Regions from separate parts of the Homo sapiens genome. Here region 1 is linked to region 2. The links are chromatin contacts, found by Hi-C or POLR2A ChIA-PET in ENCODE. All regions are on one chromosome and are shown on one strand. Each heading gives the region's core, a stretch centred on a gene start or an enhancer-like site at or near the end of the contact. The rest is flanking DNA. Distances are from core to core; before and after follow the strand shown.

Evidence for each region. A loop is a pair of places that touch in the nucleus more often than their neighbours do. ChIA-PET counts read pairs that join two places held with the same protein, here RNA polymerase II (POLR2A). Pooled maps may share reads with other maps.
Region 1: a map of heart left ventricle shows a loop between it and region 2 (2.8-fold over the local background). The contact joins two enhancer-like sites. A Hi-C loop is called at or near these places in 25 of 168 maps with a recorded cell type or tissue (G401, Right ventricle myocardium inferior, Right ventricle myocardium superior and 11 more) and 24 of 50 pooled maps. POLR2A ChIA-PET finds 5 or more read pairs at or near these places in 3 of 52 experiments (CD8-positive, alpha-beta memory T cell, T-cell and activated T-cell).

Annotation. Positions count from the first base shown.
Region 1 is chr12:2,031,448-2,038,974 of GRCh38, reverse strand. It overlaps a transcript of CACNA1C not described here. Among named protein-coding and RNA genes, the nearest start is that of CACNA1C-IT2, 13 kb to the left of the region's middle. RefSeq lists a silencer at 3,744-4,033. Within about 2 kb of position 3,579, at least 4 of the 41 ENCODE cell types and tissues checked have a DNase peak (open chromatin) inside an H3K27ac peak, as active enhancers do; they include uterus, where a contact is called at or near this core.
Region 2 is chr12:1,962,455-1,969,762 of GRCh38, reverse strand. DCP1B (decapping mRNA 1B) reads left to right here. Exons shown (of 9, transcript NM_152640.5): 4 at 1,853-1,919; 5 at 4,070-4,205. Among named protein-coding and RNA genes, the nearest start is that of LINC00940, 30 kb to the right of the region's middle. Within about 2 kb of position 2,731, at least 2 of the 41 ENCODE cell types and tissues checked have a DNase peak (open chromatin) inside an H3K27ac peak, as active enhancers do; they include uterus, where a contact is called at or near this core.

The DNA.
Region 1 (7,527 bases), core at 2,330-4,829, 68 kb before region 2:
ACACCTGGATTTATCAATTTCCACTTCCCAGCATCTGTCTTTTACAGGCTTTTTTTTTTGACAAAATTTATGTTAAGGGATTTCACCTGTCAACATACCTGGGCACAGGACAGTCAGGGTGTTGCTGTAATATTGGAGTGAATTGCTAGGAAGTGACTTGCATGGGGAAAAAAACATCAGGTCAAGCAATAAAAAGGAGAAATACCATGTAAGCCAGATTTATTTCTACAATAACTGGAAATTAAAAGGAGAAACAGTTGTCACATGTCAAAGCTGCCCGGCAAAACTAGCACCCTATTAAGCATGGGTTCAGCTATCTCCAGAAATAGTTCCTGAATCATATCTCAACAATTCTCTTCTTTTATGTTTCTTTGACTTATCAAAAACTCTCCTAAAATCCATTCCTTATTTTGAAAACTGGACTCTGTATCTTAAGTGGCCAAACATAGCAAAATAATAAAGATAAGAAAGAAGTATCTGAGAAGCAGCACTAAGAATTCAGTGTCTGTGAGCAATAATGAGGGCTTACTGAGCTGGGAAGTTTTGGGGGTCACCCAAAGCTTGGGGGTCCAGTCTGTTACATAGTCGGATTAAGTAGTCACCCACATAGCATCCTATTAGTGATTATAAAAGTCACCCTATCCCCAGATATCTGCAATCTCTGTCAGAGTGCCACCGTGACTCGAATTCTATGAAAGGAAATATAATCTTTAGGTTAAACAGTGATTCATTAAGTACCCTATTTTAGAGTGCAATATCCATATGAGAAAGAACCCTGCAAATCCTAAGTCACTAACAGCTTCATAGGAATTATTTAATCATGTCTCTTTTCTCCAGTATGTCAGGGACCTGGGCTATGTTGAGTGCACAGTCTTCGTCAGTAGGGTTTTGTCTGGGTGCTTTTGGGAGGGAGTGAAGGGAAATGCAGAGAAAAGGAAGCTTTAATGAGAGAAAAGAATATTGAAAATAGAGTCGGTGGTCCCGAAGAGAAGCCTCACCTGCTTTACAACGTTGCCTAGAACAATACACTCGAAATCCACCAAGAAGGACTCTGTTTTCCAGTGGGCTAGACCAGGGGGCCTCAAACTTAAATGTGCATAAGAATCCCCTGGGGTTATTTTTAAAATACAGATTCTGATTCAGTAGATCTGGGTAGAGCCTGAGATTCTGGATTTCTTATAAGCTTCCAGGTGAGGCTGATGCTGCTCTACCCCAGACCATGCTCTGAGAAGTGAGGGTTATATAGAAGGCACAAGTATCTTCAGAACTTCGTGCTGTTCCTCCAGTGGGACACAATTACAATCCTGAGCTGATGGAAACCCTTCCATGACTGGTACGATGGTGGAAACCAGTTCTGCAGTGCACCCCTGCCTGACCTGCACAAAGTGGGGAACACGTCCCTTCCCAGGAGACTTGCATCTGAGTTGGGACCATTCTGACCCTTTTCTCCCCTTCAGAGGCCCAAGGACATTTTTGGTGTACCCAATGCCTTTTAACAATTTCAAGACCAAGTGGGGCCCGAAGATACTTTAACTCACAGCTAACTCTGAAATAATAATACAAGAATTGCTGTTAGCGGACAGTGAGCCCAATGCAGTGTTTGATGATACCAGTAATAAAGGCAAGAGAAATCCTACAATCTCACATTTACATGTGCAGAAGATTAAAATTCCTCCCATGCCTACCAAACAAGGAAGTCTTTATTTCTGTCTCAAACAACTTGAGGAGGTAAGAGAATACAAGTAAATAGCAGATTACTCCGTCTCATGATGTGATCCAGTCGTTGGCTGAAGCTCTGTTTACTCCTATGTATAGATGAGGCAGGATGCTCAGAGAGCTTTGGCTGGTGGAACTTTGCCTAGAATGAATCCTGCCTAAAAACTGCCCCCTAAAGCAAGGTAACTCATGCCACCTGGAGCAAGAACCAGCTCCTAAGGACATACATAGCAAAGTAAGCAGACAAGAAGGTTTTGAAAACAAGGGGAAATGAGTGAACTTGGTCTCTTGCCGCTGGTGTGGAGCCTTTGTTTTGCTGTTAGCAAACCTTCCTCCCAGGGTACCCCGAATCCTCCTGTGCTAACCCCTCCAGTGTCAAGACTAAGCAGCTACTCTGTAGCCCATTTCCTCATCTGGTCACTAAAGGGTTACCTGATAATGACTTAAGGTATAACCCTTCCTAGGGCATTTGCTTTTTAAAGATAGGAAAGGGGAGGCTGGGCGCCGTGGCTCATGCCTGTAATCCCAGCACTTTGGGAGGCCGAAGAGGGCAGATCACAAGGTCAGGGGTTCAAGGCCAGCCTGACCAACATGGTGAAACCCTGTCTCTACTAAAAAGACAAAAATTAGCCGGGCGTGGTGGCGCATGCCTGTAATCGCAGCTACTGGGGAGGCTGAGGCAGGAGAATCTCTTGAACCCGAGAGGCAGAGGTTGCAGTGAGCCAACATCGCACCTACAGCCTGTGTGACAAAGCAAGACTCTGTCTCAAAAAAAAAGATAGGAAAGGGGAGGGAGGATGAAAATCCACTGTCCCATACAACTGCCCTCTGCTGGGTGTTCATTTCTGAGCTCTCCAGAGCTAGAGGCTGGGGCAGCACCCACAAAGCCTGATTCCCCTTTTCTGTGCAATAGATGATCAGAGCGCCTACCCTGAAGTGACTTCTGGAAGGTCCAGCTGTGAGTGGCCCAGCCCACTCCACTGCTCATTCCTTCCCACGGCCCACTCAGACACTAAGGGATAGATGGCTTTCTGGACTAGGTCTACGTGGCATCATTTCAGATTTCAGCTACACGCTTTTCAATGCAACAAAGCGTTATTATTTCCACTAAGTATTGAATTGCACACGATACCAATGCAGCACTTGTCTAAAAGCTATGACATTTGAGAAGTCCTTGGGAACCATCCCTAACTCACCCTCCAACCCCATTTACCAGTAAAGAAAATAAACCCCAAAGAAGGTGTTACAAGAGATAACTTATTCACAAGACCGCAAAATTAGCACCAGAATCCTCTCCTCCCCTGAAGCAGAAGAGCCACAGCGTCTACCCTCAAGGAAAAAGACTTAAATCACAACGGTGGAGATTTAGATCCGGCATAAAGAAGAACTCGCTGGTAATGAACATGATTAAATACTAGAACAGACAGCCACAGGGAATTGTGAAATCGTCCTCCCCAGAGATATTTTAAAATAGGACAGTTAACCATCTGTCTGAGATGGTTTAAGTACCGTCCTGCCTCGGAAGTAGGAAAATAATAAGATGATCCCCTCACCTGTCGCATTTGTGGTTCTATAGGCACACCTGGCTGCAGGTGCACATATTATGGGGATCCCAGCTTGAATCTGGGCTGTGTCCCCTAGTGGCACTCAGATGAGTCCGCGCACTTACACAGCGTGGGAGGCCCACAGGGCTCTGTTGAGGTTGGGTGGGAAGGTGTCTGCACAGAAGAGGTTCGCACAGGAGATTCTGGGGAGAAAAGAAGGGAGGAGGAAGAAATGGAAATGTCTATTTCCCTGCACCCCATCACCTCCCGGCCGCTTGTAGCACCATCCTACCCACTCCCTGCCTTGCAAGCCTCATGACTGCCCCTCTTGCAGACAGAACCCAGGGGCTCCAAGAAACAGAGCCCTTCTTTGTTTCCAAATGACATCGCACATCATCCGGTAAGAGGAAAGAATGGTTTTCTCGTTTCCTTAAAACATCCAGAATGGCTCCGGCCAGGTGCAAATGACAGGAAAACGGCCTCCTTCAGGACTTGGAAGGTGGCAGTTCTGGAGCAGCAGGAGAACGTGCCTTGGCGCAGACGCCGGCGCCCCGCGGAGGGCCCGGGCACACGCGCCGGCGCAGGGGAGGCCACGCCCCCGGGCCTTGCGGTCTCCGCGCATCTCCGCGCACCAGCAGGGGGCGCCGGCACCTGAGGTGGACGACGGGGCTGTCGCGGTTGCGGCTCTGAACCGGCGTCGGCCTTTACCGTTTCCACGTGTGCCGCTTCCAGTGCCCAGACCTCCTTCTCCTCTTCACCCCCTCGCCTCGCCAGCTCCTAAGGCTTCTTCCCCTGTCCCGCAAAGTTGGATTCGGTGTCCCATAGCATCCTGTACTTTCCTAATTATATTTACACACAGAATGAAAATCACCTGTCTGCCTGTCTCTCCCCATTCCCATCTATAGATTCCTTGCACAGGGACTATCTGTTATTCACAGCTATATCTGCAGAGCCTGGCACGAAGGAGGCACTCCGAAAGGTGTTTTTTGAAGAAGTGAGTACATACATGAATGGGAAACTACGAGCTTAAATCACACTAGATGAGCCAGTTAGCCCTCGAATTATTTCAAAGTCGTCGGATATTGAACCAGCATATTACACTGGCCTTCTCTTTGAGCTGTGTGCTGGGGAAGTTTACTTTAGAGTAATAAAACAGAAAGTATTAAGAGGGACTCTTAGTATTAAATACCCACCACAGTACCCTCAACCTTAGTACCTCAGCCTCTGCCTGAGACCTCCGAGGGATGGAAATGCAGCCCCAGCTGGGCTTGTTCATCCCATCTCTGGACAACTCTGACCATGAGCAAGTTCTTTATCAGGTTGCGTGGAATCTCGTTCCTCTGACATCTTCCCTGTAGTTCTCTTTCAGTTATCTGGCATCTCACGGAGAAAGTGTACTCCCTTCCACACACCAGGGAGGCTTACAAAAAGGAACACGGCCTTGGATCTAAAAGGACTTGGATGTGGCAAAATCTTAACTTTCCCACACTAAGCATGTGAGTTTGGGCGAGTCACTGAACCGCTCTCTTCAAGCCTCAGTTTCATCATCTGTATAATAGGAATAAAGATATCCACCTCATGGGGTTGCTGTGAGGATTAAAATGAGTTAGTATGTTCCAACGGCCTAAGGTGTAGCAGATGTTAAAAATGTGGTCGTTATTATTATTAATAAATGTTGCAATACAGTTACTGTATTCTCTTCCTCCCCTCTCTACGAATCTTTGCTTCTCTAGGCCAGAACATGAGCCACTCTCCCATCCTCTTCCATGCTCCTCTGTCTTTCTCTGTCAGTGCTTCTCTCGGAACATGCTGCCAGCACTAAGCTGTCTTCGAGGGCAGTATGGCCAGGGCCAGGCAAACTCTCACCACCTCTATTTGGAATGCTAGACATCTATTCACGGTGCCTACATTTACTTTAACTTTATTGGCAGCTGCATCTGCTGAGGTTCCTGGGCATTTTGACTATGTTATTCTCACTTCTCTAGAGGGATGTTTGCTGGAGATTTGACCTGGGGAATGATTTTAAATGAGAGCGAGCTGGGATGTTGTTGTTGTTTTGTTGTTGTTGTTGTGTTGTTGTTTTCTCATGTTTTAGCATGAGGTTGCCAGAAAAACTTTGTCCTTAGGATTATACTGTGAATCATGTCCAAAGCTCTGAACACAATGCCCCCAAGCCCCAAGGACTCTGAGACTCCAGGAGACATATAGCCCAGAGGAGTGGAGATGAAGCTCCATTTTTCAGGAAAGAAGGGACAGTCGGCCTTATGTGTTTTGAAGATGTAAACATAGCCTGGGTTTGGAGAGAAAATGGGATCCATGTCCTGGGTTCCAGGGTGTCGGATGCCAGAGCTGCCCCCTCAGCATCCCAGGATAGACTTGCAGGCCAGGTGGTGGCCGAGCACATGGGCGGACTTGAGCCTGCAGAGGGCGGGCATCATGGGGGCATCTGTGTCAGGGCCAGAAAGAGGACCCAGCTGGACACAGAGACTGGCTTCACTTGTTCTGGGACATCCTGTCCACACCTTCCTCAGGGTTCCTTGTACGTCAAGGAATGGAGAATCAAGCACCTCCCCTCTGGAAGTGGAATGGCCAGCGGAACTCCCCCAGGGTGGGTTAGCTACATCACTGCACCTAACCAGGCACTGCCTGTCAGTGTCATAGGCTCACCTGGCATTTTACTCCACCACCCCCTACCTTCAGTTTAAAACCCTTCTGATCAAACTGGGAAACATTAATTTTTCACAAAGAAGTCCCCTCGAAAGCAAGCACTGGAGGGATGTTTTATAGGGAGAGAGGTTCTCTTTCCTGACTTGTGTTATTATTTCCAGGACCAGCGCTTCAGCGTTGTTAAATCAGGACCTCGTTCTATAAATATTTCTGATTTGAAAAGCCGCATTCATGTTCTCTACTGCAAAATCTAAGCCCGAGATGGCAGCAGCATCTCAGGAATACGGAATATGAAGAAAACACAGCACAGTTGTTAGCTCCAGCTGCTGATGTTCTGAGCTGCCTGTCCATAATTCAGAGGACAAGACAAGGTCACTCATAAACACCACTGAACTGTGTCTCCTTTCACGGGTTCTGCATAAAAATATTGCAGCCCCAATGAACATCAAACAAGTGTAATGGATTGGTTTAATTCACATCCGAACACTCACAAACACAGTGGCCCTAATAACATTCCTGTTTCCAGTGGATTTCCATGCTTGTCAATTATTCTGAAACATCAACTGTCTTAACGTTGACAAACAAGATGCTAACTTGATTTTTTAACAATCCTTTTCAAGAGCAACAGAGTCCATTCTCTATGTGTGCCATCCACAGGCATGGGCTTGAGCCTCCTGGCCGGGTGTGCTAAGTGCCCCTAGGGTACACCCAAAATACGGCAGGTGACAGAGAAATTGATGTTCACTTTAGGGACTGTCCATGGCACTAAGGCTGATGTGAGTTATACTGATATAAGCACTCATATGACACCTAAAACTGGGAAGGAACTCAAGCAGAGATGGATGGGTGTTTGGGACCACAGGAACTCCTCCAAGTTGCTCCCTTAGAGCATGCCCGCCCCCTCCGGTTACCGAGACTGCCGCAAGCCGTGCTCCCACTCACGTGTGAGCCACCCCTCCTCCCTCTACCTTGCAGCATGGGGATGGGAGCTGTGGTTACACTGCTCTTACCCCTTCCAAACACATACACACAGACACACACACACACACACACAAACACACTCACACACACACTCACACAGAAAGAGCAACACATTTGTCTCCAGGGTGGGGAAATAATAAACAAAGGTGACTATTGCATACTCATGAAAAGACACAGCCCACAGCTGCCCTCTCTCTCCTGAGATCCTGCCACTGTTGCTCAGGAGGCCAGTATTCTCGGGGCATCTCAGGAGGATTGAGCAGGACTTGGAGAAAGCCAAAGAAAGCCACTGAGCCATCTACATTCAAAATGGTATCAAAGCATTCCTTACTGTATAGTAAAATCCAACCATGAATTTGATTTGGGATACAGCCTGGGCATCAGAATTTTAAAATCTCCCCAATAACTTTATTTTACATTCAGAACCTTTACTCTAAGGTAAGGGGTAGTAGGATAGGTAGAGAGATAGAGACCCAAGGAGACTGGCTTTCAAGCTTCATGTCCATAGAAAATAAGGATGGAAATAAAAAAGAAACTCATTATCCAATCCTCTTTTGTTCAAACAAAAGACATGGGACAAGGAATGCAGCAGAGGAGACAGGCACGCATTGTCTTCTGG
Region 2 (7,308 bases), core at 1,482-3,981:
ACTTCAAGAACGTGAGGGTATGCAGGTTAGTGTAGGAATCTGTGTAGGGAATTAGAGTAGGGAATTATTGTTGATGGACTGGAAGCAACCTTGAATATGAAGTTTCAAGATACACATTCAATGATCTTGAGATGAAAGAATTTTGTTTTGATGTAAAAGCTCTCATAGCACATGGGCTTCAGAACTCAGACGTTCTTAAAAAAAAAAAAAAAAAAAAGTCAGTGTACCAAGGAGGAAAATGTGTATGTATTTCCATCTAAGAGAGTAAAATGGTCCTGTTCAAGGAAAAGCTGGGATTTTTTCCCCTACTTCCCCCCCACTTCACGTGCAGGTAGGTAAGATAAAAGATTTCTGGTACACTGATAATTGCAAAACCAAAGTTTAAAGCCCTATTGCCACCTTTTGGCAAGTGAGTAATTCAGATTCATAGGTTCCTCTTTAAGATACCTGCTTAAAATAGCACTATAAAGACATTTCTTGTACCTTTTGATATATGAATCATTACTGACAAGAAGCAGAAATTCCATGCCCAGACATTGGTCAGGTAAGAGGGGAAAAAAGATGTAGTTAGAATATCATAGCTGTTTTAACAGCAAAATACTATTAATATAATTACGTGTTTAGAAAGTTTGAATTTAAAGTCTTTTTTCCCTTGTAAAAACATGTTTTGTTGGTTTTCATTGCCCTATCGTAATATTGCTGCTGTTTTCAGTGAAGATGTTTTAAATGTGTGTGTAGTTAATGCATTACTTAGATGATTAATGCCATCAGATCCTCAACTAGATATTTATAAATGTCTTCTGGAGCTGCTTCAGCCTTTGCTATAAAAATGATATAGATAGGCACATACTAAAGTATACAACTTATTTGAACATTATTGAATGAATCAATAGCAGGTATATTATGTCACAGTTTCTTTCATTACTAAATGAGGAAATCATAGTCATATCTAATCTTTCAGCAGTTATACATTTTCTGTACCATTTTGAAGCCAGAAGTTTATTATTAAATTTTATTTTTTCCAGTGGCCTCTCCCTAACTTACAGCTTACAAAGCCACTTTCTCAGTTAACATGTTCCTGAGAGAAGGAGAAGGGGAGGGAGGCTTCTAGGCATAATTTGAGTATCAGGTTTCTGAATATTTAAAAATAAACATGAAATGTGTTTATGAAATGTGCAAATGGAGTGTAGAAACAATGCTATCTCGCAGCCAGGAAGTATAGAAATTGTGATTTCATTTTCCGTCTGTATTCATTTGCTTCAGAGGATTTTGCCGAGTGCCTGTTGTGTTCAGGTGCCATGTTTTCACGCGGAGCACAGTTTCTTCAATGTGTGTGGGTGCGCGTCTTTGCACAAAACCACCACGGATTTCTCTGTGGACTTAAATTTTGATGCTTTTTTTTTTTTTTTTGAGACAGAGTTTCCCTCTTTTCATCCAGGCTGGCGTCCAATGGCGCGATCCTGGCTCACAGCAACCTCCACCTCCCAGGTTCAAGCGATTCTCCTGCCTCTGCATCCCGAGTAGCTGGGATTATGGACGCCCGCCACCAGGCCTGGCTAATTTTTTTTGTATTTTTAGTAGAGATGGGGTTTCACCATGTTGGCCAGGCTGGTCTTGAACACTTGACCTCAAGTGATCCCAAAGTACTGGGATTACAAGTGTGAGCCACTGTGCCTGGCTTGATGCTGTATTTTTAAGCTTTAACCCCAATGATTGCTTTTATTTATTCAATAATTATTGAATAAATCAATTTAACACATAGATTATTATGTATTTAAGATGGAAAGGAGATTTTTTTCTATTTTGTAGTTTTGAAGATGCTCATAATTTGTTTGATGTGTGTTTTTTGCAGTGTCCATCTATGGAATTTGGTTTTATGATAAGGAAGAATGCCAAAGAATTGCAGAGCTTATGAAAAAGTAAGTACTAAAAGGCTAAATATTTTTCAGGACCTGGTGCTTTTGTTTGTATTTCTAAGTGTGTGTAACTATACTACAGTCTTAACAGAATATATCTCCCATAGCAGTCCTTTTCACTGGTTAGGCAGACATTTAGTATTAATTAATAAATGAAAATTAGACGTAAGAACAACTTGCCGCAGTTTCACTGCATAATATTTATCATCTAGAATGATTCATTTTTTCCTGTGTGTGAAATATATATGAATTGTTCCAGATGGCAGTTTTCTTTAATATTTTCATATGTAAATTAGCAATTTTTTGCTTTGAAAAGTTATCAATATGCCTGTTGGTAAAAAGAACATTCAGAGCCATCCTAAAAGTCTGCTCCCGATTCTGTAAAATCTTTCATTTCCTTCATCCCCCAGATGCTTTCCTTTAACTGTGTATACATGTTTGTGGGAGCTCAGAATTTCCTCCCATGTCTCAGACACTGAGTTAAGGTAGTCTTTATTTTCTGTCTCCTTAGAAATTGCTGAGTTACTATTAGCTTAGTGATCAGTCGACTGTCTCTCTCTTCCTTGTTACTGGTCTCTTTCTTTTAATCTTATGATACCTTGTGATTTGTCCCATTCTGCATTTTGGGCAACTTTAAAATTGCTGTCTGACTTTCCCACTCTTGGCTTCCCTGATTGCGTTGAAAGAGGAGGGCTTGTTCTCTGCTCTGCAGTTGGTTGACTGATCAATTTTTGAGCCCAGGGCTGCTCACTGTGAGGCAGTTATTTCCCTGCCATTTATGGGGATGGGAAGAGTCTCAGAGTGAGATGAGTTTCCTGCACGTGCTGTGTCACAGCCTGGGACTGGACTCAGCCAAGCACATAGGATGGCTGCTGCCACATGGGTATGACACTGTAGCTCTGTGTGCAAAAGAATCAGTCCCCACTTTTAAATCCTGGGGCAATGAAATGACTAGAAAGTGACCTCACGGAAATGAAAAACAGGGAGCACCTTTTAAGAGATGAGATAGATTCCTGAAAGTCTAGCTAGAGGTAGCTAATTTTAGGTAACTAGCTCAAGGTGCAGATGGTGATTAAGTGTATTCAAACTGGTATTTACCACCATAACAACTAGTTCCTAGAACATTCATGTTACTGTAAATTGTGCAGTGGATAATAATAACAGGATTTCATACAGATTAAAAAATACCCTGTAGCTCAGCCAAGAGGCCATGTTATAATTGTCAGCATTCTGCAGTAATTACCTAACAGCTCGGGCAGGAAATTGATTATTTACTAGCAATAAGCAGCTGATTGTGTGGATTCCGACCCCCTCCCCAGTTAGAATTAAGTCTCTCAGTAAGTACTCAGATCTTTGTTACCGTAAACTTCATGGCAATAATAAGAATGTGAGCTGAAAGTTACAGCACATAAAGGGAAAGTATATTTTCCTCGACATCACCTAGCAGCATATAGGAGCAATCTGGTCTATCTTTGTATTGTTTTCCAGGCAACAGAAGAACTCCTCGTTGCTCTAAGTGGTTTTTTAAATGGCCCCTCTTCTCCGAGTTAGAATGGAATCTTTACCATGTTTTGAAACTGCCAGAGAGCTGCAGGATTTGAGTTGCCAGAATCAACCTTGCCTTGACTTCAAGGCAGTCTGTAAAGTAGGGGGTTCTTTCCTCAGTATTTCAGAACTCTAAATTGGGTTTCCTTAGCAACTAATGAGAGCATCCTTTAGAATGCACTGTGTGAGGAGTTGGCAAACTCTTCTCAAAGGGACCAGAGAGTGAGTATTTTAGGCTTTGCAGTCCATAGGATTTGTGTTCCGACTATAGAATTCTGCCCTTGTAATGTGAAAGCAGCCATAAACAACATGTAAACAAAGGAGCATGGCTGTGTTGAGCTTGGCTGTGTTTGTGACTTTCTTTACAAAAAACAGGTGGTGGGCTGGACTTGGCCCACAGATTTGCTGACCCCTATCCTAGATTCATTTGTGTAGTCAGTGAATTCAGGACCTCAACTCTCATTTTTCTCCTTTAAATTCCTAAGCAAGCTTATTTCTAATATGGTTGTAACAGGATGAAAACAACTAGGTGAGAATTGGGATGGTTTTAAACATTGTTTGTGTTGAATTGGCTTTTCTTGTGTGGATTTTCCCCTCTGTTTTTCTAGCCTAACTCAGTATGAACAGTTGAAAGCCCATCAGGGAACTGGAGCAGGAATTTCCCCAGTGATCCTCAATTCAGGAGAGGGCAAAGAAGTAGACATTTTACGAATGCTCATCAAGGCCAAAGACGAATACACAAAGGTGAGTGTTTGCCCTTCCTTGTGATACATACACACTTCAGTTCCGCAGTGGGAATATTCTTGTTTAGCAAGACTAGGTACTGTGGATGCTGTTCCTTCCACCAAACAAAATTATATTACAAATAAAAAATCTTTATTTGTAATATAGATTTTTTATAAGCTGAAGAAAACTGTTTGCCTTTAAGTGGGTTAAAAAATAGCCTGAGAAATCAGTAGCCTTCATATATACAATAGCCTTCATGTATACAATAACCTTCATATACACAACTGGTAGTAAGTCTTGTTAGACTTACTGCAAGACCCCAACTTACAGTAGCAACAAATGAATATAAAATTGTTTGCAATAAAATTCACGAGAAATGGGCAAAACCTATATAAAGAAAATGTTTAAAAACTCCTGAAAGGCATAAAAATAGACTCAAACAAATGGAAATATACACCCTGTTGTTGGATAAGAAGATTCAACATAAAGCTCTTAGAAAAAAAATCTCTACATTTAAGGTGACCACTAAATAAATACCACTGGTTTCTTTTCCCCTCCCCTCCCCACTTCTCCCTTACTCTCTGATCTAGACAAGTTGAGTGTAAGGCTCATGGAAAGAAATATGCAAGAAAGAATAGCTGGGAAAATCCTGGCAAAGAAGTGTGATATTAGTAGGGGTTGGAGGTGGGGGAGATGAGTGGGGGGATGGAGCGAGCTCTCCCTGATTTTAAAACATTGAAGTCAACATTTCAAACAGTATGGTGTTGATGGTATTGATACCTAACAGCCCAATAGACCAATGGGACAGATTTAAGATTCTAAGTCTAGGATTAAATCCAATTGTATATGAAATCTAGGATATGATAAAGATGATAATCTCAAGTCAGCTATTTGAGTGAATTCCTAAATAAATGGTGTTGGGGCAACTGGTAGCCATTTGGAAAAATACAAAACTGAGTCTGTACCTTACAGCATACACCAGGATAAATTCCAAATGTATTAGAAATTTAAATGTAAAAATATAATGATTCAAGTACCAGAAGAAAATTTGTATGGATTTCTTTATAATCTAGGAAAAGAGAAATCTTTCAATTATGCCTAAAAACCCAAAAGCAATTAATTAAACTACATAAAAATAAAAAACATTTTACAAGGTTTAAATACAACACAAGCAAATAGAAAGATACAAAAACAACTCAGAAAAAAATTGTTGACACCAGAATGACAGGAAGGTTATTTTATGAAGAGCTCCTAAAAATTAAGAAGTACAAGATTAACACTAGAAAAATGGGCAAAAAATAAAAATTTTTAAAAATTATAGAATTTGGAAACTAGCTGAAATAAATGTATGTAATTGAATATCATATTGTCACATAATTACTTAGAAAAAAAATTAGAGTGACTTCAAAGCCCGCTGCTTGAACTGAACACTCTTAGTGGGTTATATTTTAAGGACAAAAAGAACTGCAAGACATTATAAACTTCATTCATTGGTTTTATTGTTTGTAGTAATGTTGGCATTTTAATTTTTCTACTGTTGGCATTGTAATTTTTCTACTGTTGTGGATATAATAAATATGAAATTAGATAAACGTGGTTGGAACCAAAACCTTAGTGTAAGGGGAAAAAAATCAAATCTAATAAGTTAAAACTACATAAGATTAAGTGGAAATATCAGAATTAGTTCATGTTTTGTTTCTTAGGTATAAAAACAAAAAATAGAGTTTCTCACTCTTGCCCTGAAAGGACATAAAAATAAAAGTGACTAACTCAGTAGCAGTAAGCATCTATATCACCCAGATTGTTGTTTCGAAATATTACTTCCTTCCAGAAGGTGTCAGGGCTCTTCAAAGAAATTTCTGATTCCAGGTCTGGAATAGTAAAACCAATAGGGTCATGTGAAAGGACACAGAAATCAGCTTCAAGGACACTGACCAGAGCACCACATTCTAACATCAACAGGAGTGACTACAATGGATTAAACCACATTGAATGTATAAAAATCTATGAGTTCCTGGTAATGAGAAAGAGAACAAGCAAACCAAACATATAAAACCAAGCAAAATAATTATTAGTTATCCGTTTGAAGGTGCTAAGGCACCAACTCCTTCCTCTGAAAATTGATAATTAATGGGAATGAAATAAGCTTTTATCCTGCCTGCCCTAAAGGGACTATATCTCAGAGTAATCAAACAGCCCTGGTCAATGAGGGAGAGCTGTTCTCTACCAGAGAATTCCAGCTAGTACGTGTGGAGAGAATAATAGAACTTAAAGACACTCTGCTTAAAATAATTGACTCAGGCAGTGATCATCAGTAATATTAATGTTATGGGAAAGGTTGATAGAAACTTGACAGTGGAAGGATCAGGCTGCCTCCTCCTGAACCCCGCTGATTATCATCATTAAAAGTTAGATAACCAGATTCTCTGGCTTCCTAATGTGATAAGATGTCAAATGTACAGCACCATCTTGAAATATTCTTGCCCAAAGAGTTGATCCTGAATCTCATTAAGCCTTGAGCTCTAACTTTTTAGTTTACAGAAAGTGAAAGTGGGTGGGGAGTGAGGGGAGACAAGGTAGAAAAACAAATTAAATGATGCTATGAGGAAGCAATCAGAAAAATCCTGAATGAAGTGGCACATATAGGCAGTTAGACAAGTTTCTTTAACATGCTTTGCCTTGACTGTGAGCTTCTTGAGTACGAAGAACATCCTTTATTCACTTTTATATCCCTTATTGTCTTCAAAGTACTTAGCACATGGTGAGTGTTAAATAATGGCTATTGAGTGAAGGAAGGAATATGAATGTGAATGAGCCACAGTTTAATTATCCTTCTATTGTATGGCCTGGACAGAGATGCCTTAATCTCAGCTTCAGACAGTAACTATTCTGTATTCATTTTGTGTTTTTTTAATTCTTCAAAAGTCATTAAAAAAAATTATGATGACTTGGCAACTAGTTGAATAATTAGTTATACTTTATTAATTATACTATATTATGCACACTAAAGATTAATCTTCAAAAGGTGACATTTCTGCCCTCCAGGAACTTAATGTTCTGTGAAGACAGTGTAACAATGGTAAATAAATACAAATATTGAAAAAAATTATTTTCCTTTCTT